Regions from separate parts of the Homo sapiens genome. Here region 1 is linked to region 2. Evidence: chromatin loops called from intact Hi-C (ENCODE). Cell type or tissue: CD4-positive, alpha-beta T cell. All regions are shown on one strand.

Region 1 (2,500 bases), 50 kb before region 2:
GCTGGGCACGGTGGCTCATGCCTGTAATCCCAGCACTCTGGGAGGCCAAGGCCGGTGGATCACCTGAGTTTAGAAGTTGGAGACCAGCCTGGCCAACATGGCGAAACCTCGTCTCCATAACAAATACAAAAATTAGCCAGGTGTGGTGGTGGGTGCCTGTAATCCCAGCTACTTGGGAGGCTGAGGCAGAAGAATAGCTTGAACCCAGAAGCGGAGGCTGCAGTGAGCAGAGACTGCGTCACTGCACTCCAGCCTGGTGACAGAGCAGGACTCCATCTGAAAAAACAAAACAAAACAAAAACAAAAAACAACAACAAAAAAGAATTAGCCAGGTGTAGTGGCGCATGCCTGTAATCCCAGCTACTTGGGAGGCTGAGGTGGGAGAATCACTTGAACTCAGGAGACTGAGATTGCAGTGAGCCGAGATAGCACCACTGCACTCCATCCTGCGCAACAGAGCGAGACTGTCTCAAAAATAAAAAAAAAAGAGGGAGGCTGAGGCAGGAGAATCACTTGAACCGGGGAGACGGAGGTTGCGGTGGAAAAAGAATGGAAAAGAGCAAGTATTGGTGGGGACGTGGAGTCCTCGTACACTGCCAGTGGAATGTAAAATTGCAGCCACTTTGGGAAACAGTCGGGTAGTTCCTCAAAGGATCAAACAAAATTACCATCAACCCAGCAATTCCACTCCTTGATATTATCCAAGAGAAATGGAAAACATGTGTCCACACAAAAACTTTACCCAAACATTTATAGCAGCATGATTCATAGTTAAGTCAAAAAATTGAAACCCCAATATCCATCAACTAACAAATGGATAAATAAAATATTGTGGCTGGGTGTGGTGGCTCATGGGTAATAATCCCAGACCTTTGGGAGGCTGAAGCAGGTGGATCACTTGAGGCCAGGAGTTCCAGTCCAGCCTGAGCAACAAAGCAAGACCTCGTCTCTACAGAAAAAAAATAAAAATTAGCCAGGCAGGGCCAGGTGCAGTGGCTCACACTTGTGATCCTGGCACTTTGGGAGGCCAAGGTGGGTGGATCACTTGAGCTCTGGAGTACAAGACTATCTTGGACAACATGGTGAAACCCCATCTCTACCAAAAATATAAAAATTAGCCAGGTATGGTGGTGCGTGCCTGCAGTCTTAGATACTCAGGAGGCTGAGGCAGGAGGACCCCTTGAGCCCAGGAGGTTGAGACTGCAGTGAGCTATGATCATGCCACTGTACTCCAGCCTGGGTGACAGGGCAAGACTCTTGGTCTCCAAGAAAACAAAAACAAAAAACAAGGCCTCCAGTACACACTAAGGTTTGAGAAACACGGGTATAATGCAATGCAAAGGTGAGAGGCAGGAGTCATATCATAGCATGATCAGAGCTGATGTTTATTGAGTGTTGACATGATCTCATGTAGTTTCCAAAAGCAACTTATGAAATGCTGGTGCTACTATTATCCCATTGGACAGATCAGGAAACTGAGGTGCAGAGAGGTGAAGTGACTTGCCCAAGGTAATAGAGCTAGTGAATGGCAGGGTTGGCACCTGAAAGTCAGTTCCTTCTGCCCCCAAAGCCCATGCTATTAACCAGTGGGTCAGCATTTCCTAGATCTGGGTCCACAAACATCACTGGTCGTAATGGAGTAGTCTCAGGGGGAACTTGCATGTTCATTTTAAACTCCAATAGTTACATAACTATTTAAAGTAAAGTAGAAAATACATATATATCACCTCAAACTCATGATTTTAATAATGTTTCCCTTTAAAATAACTGAATGTATATTAAAGGTTAGTTGCTTTAATGAAAAATATTAAGTAAATAAAAGTACTGTTAGGTTCAGATATGGCAAATATAGTAGAAAGGGTAACAATGAAGTATGAGAAACACTAAGTCAGACTCAGTTTTTTTGTTTTTTTTTTTGAGACAGAGTCTTGCTCTGTTGCCCAGGCTGGAGTGCAGTGGTGCAATTTCAGCTCACCACAACCTCCGCCTCCTGGGTTCAAGCAATTCTTGCGCCTCAGCCTTCCAAGTAGCTGGGACTACAGGTGCAAGCCACCACACCTGGCTAATTTTTTATATTTTTCGTAGAGACGGGGTTTTGTCACGTTGTGCAGGCTGGTCTCAAACTCCTGACCTCAGGTGATCTGCCCGCCTCAGCCTCCCAAAGTGCTGGGATTACAGGTGTGAGCCACAGTGCCTGGCCCAGACTCAGTTTACTGTAAAAATATGTAACAATTTATACATTTTACTGTGTATAAAAACTGTACCTAAATAACAGGATGCCAGGAGCAGTGGCTCATGCTTGTAATCTCAGTACTTTGGGAGGCCAAGGCAGGACTGCTTGAGCTCAAGAGTTCAAGACCAGCCTGGGTAACATAGGAAGATCGCGTCTCTACAAAAAAAAAAAAAAAAATTAGCTGGGCTTGGTGGCATGCACTTGCAGTCCCAGCTGCTTGGGAGGCCAAGGTGTGAGGATTGTTTGAGTCTAGGAGGTCAAGGCTAC
Region 2 (2,500 bases):
TTACAGGCATGAGCCACTGCGCCCAGCCTAGTAGTAGAGTAGAGAACCTTGTTAGACAGGGGAACAAGAATGAAGGACCTGCCACCCAAGTGCCTTTTAGGCAATTGGAGCAGATTCCTTCATGACCCCTTCCTAGCTGCTTCCCCTAGGACACCCATGCCTGCCTCCCACCCCGACTCCCTGCCTCCTCAGTTCCCTGATTCTCAAGAGGGTTCCTCCAGTCCTCTAGTGCAGGATTCTACACCAGGTCATCAGACACCCCTCCTTATCCAACGAGCCCCAGCCTATAACCCCTGCTTCTGGAGGAAGTAAATTTAACCAGTACCACCAGGAGTGGGACCCCATATCAGCCCCTGAGGTTGAACCTATGTCCATTGAGGGAGGTAGCTAACAGAACTGGGAGGACACTCAGAGTACATGTGCCTTTTTTAAAATGTCTGATTTGGCTTTCTGCCAGGAGAAATTTGGCCAGGTTTTGGAGGATCCAGGGAAGTTTATAGAGGCGTTTGCTAAGCCGACCATGTCCTTTGACTTAACTTGGCATGACTTGCAAATATTGTTTGCAAGTAGGTCACTCCTGACCTCAAGTGATCTGCCAGGCTCGGTCTCCCAAAGTGCTGGGATTACAGGCATGACCCACCATGCCTGACCTGGGACTTGTTTAATAGAAGGTATGAGGCTGGGCACAGTGGCTCATGCCTGTAATCCCAGCACTTTGGGAGGCTGAGGCAGGAGGATCGCTTGAGGCCAGGAGTGTGAGACCGGCCTGGGTAATATAGGGAGAACTTATCTCTGCAAAATAAAAAATAAGAAATCCAGCTGGGCATGGTGGCTCACGCCTGTAATCCCAGCACTTTGGAAGGCTGAGGCAGGTGGATCACCTGAGGTCAGGAGTTCGAGACCAGCCTGGCCAACATAGTGAAACCCCATCTCTACTAAAAATACAAAAATTAGCTGGGTGTGGTAGTGCACGCCTGTAATCCCAGCTACTTGGGAAGCTGAGGCAGGAGACTCCCTTGAACCCAGGAAGCAGAGGTTGCAGTGAGCCAAGATCGTGCCACTGCAGTCCAGCCTGAGTAACAGAGTAAGACTCCGTCTCAAAAAAAAAAAAAAACAGGATGTTGCAAAGAAGCCAGCTCAAACCAGCTAGGACTAGGAATCATAATACATTTGCATAAGACACTTCCACCAGCACCATGACAATTTACAAGTCCCATGGCAATAAACCCAAAAGGTACCTTATATGGTTCCAGGAAAACCCTGCCCCCTTTCCAGAAAGTTTGTGAATAGCCCGCCTCTTAATTAGCATGTGATTAGAAGGACGTATCAGTAGAGCCTCAGTAGAGCCAGCAAGCGATCAGGGAGTGCCCTCTGCCTGTGGGACAGCCCTGCTCTGTCTGTGGAACAGCCATCTTGTTGTACACTGTTGCACAAATAAACCTGCTTGCTTTCACTGTCCGCTCACTCTTGAATTCTTTCCTCCGTGAAGCCCAGAACCCTCCTGAGCTGAGCCCTGATTTTGGGGTTCTCTTGCATCCTCACTGATGGCTGATCCTCCAGGAGGCCTTTCCTGGTCATCTGACAAAGATTCCCTCCTTGGCCAAGCTAGCCAGACACCAACATAGTTTTTTTTGTATTTTTATTTTGGGGCCAGGTTATGATGTAGCAGGACAAGCCACAGACAAAACTCATCAGACACCGGATTAAAGAAGGAAGAGGTTTATTCGGCTGGGAGCGTCAGCAGACTTGCGTCTTAAGAGCCGAGCTCCCTGAAAAAGAAATTCTTGGCCTTTTTAAAGGCTTACAACTCTAAGGGGTCCACGTGAAAAGGTCGTGATAAATCGAGTAAGCGGGGAACGTGACTGGGGGCTACATGTATCAGCTAACAGAACAGAAAGCTTTGCAATGCTTTTTCATACAATGTCTGGAATTTACAGATAGCACAAGTAGTTTAGGTCAGGGGTTGATGTTATTGTTATTACTTTTTTAACTCCTAGGGCCGGGTGGTGGTGCCAAGTTTGTCTGGCTATTTATCTTACTTTTGTTTCTTTTTAACTTTTTGCTTTTTTTCTTTCCTCCTGTCTTGTAAACTAGGCAAGGTGGGGGGAGAAGGACAGCAGGAGTAGTAGTGGTCTCCTTCCTTATTCCCCCTTATTAAAAAAGTAATAATAATAACATCAACCCCTGACCTAAACTACTTGTGCTATCCGTAAATTCCAGACATTGTATGAAAAAGCATTGCAAAGCTTTCTGTTCTGTTAGCTGATACATGTAGCCCCCAGTCACGTTCCCCGCTTGCTCGATTTATCACGACCTTTTCACGTGGACCCCTTAGAGTTGTAAGCCTTTAAAAAGGCCAAGAATTTCTTTTTCAGGGAGCTCGGCTCTTAAGACGCAAGTCTGCCGACACTCCTGGCTGAATAAACCTCTTCCTTCTTTAATCCAGTGTCTGAGGAGTTTTGTCTGTGGCTCGTCCTGCTACAATGAGACTGGCTAATTT

What was found. Peaks named below come from ENCODE experiments on the same cell type or tissue, not always from the same donor. Only the 100,000 strongest peaks of a DNase experiment are listed, where the experiment ranks them.
Region 1: a loop joins it to region 2, with 2.7 times the contacts of the local background. A loop is called at or near these places in 1 of 110 quality-filtered maps.

What each region holds. Positions count from the first base shown.
Region 1 is chr16:28,473,987-28,476,486 of GRCh38, forward strand. It overlaps a transcript of CLN3 not described here. Among named protein-coding and RNA genes, the nearest start is that of NPIPB7, 2.9 kb to the left of the region's middle. In CD4-positive, alpha-beta T cell, no CTCF peak of the experiment used is centred here; no DNase peak of the experiment used is centred here.
Region 2 is chr16:28,523,595-28,526,094 of GRCh38, forward strand. No RefSeq gene overlaps it. Among named protein-coding and RNA genes, the nearest start is that of NUPR1, 14 kb to the right of the region's middle. In CD4-positive, alpha-beta T cell, no CTCF peak of the experiment used is centred here; a DNase peak (open chromatin) is centred at 1,245.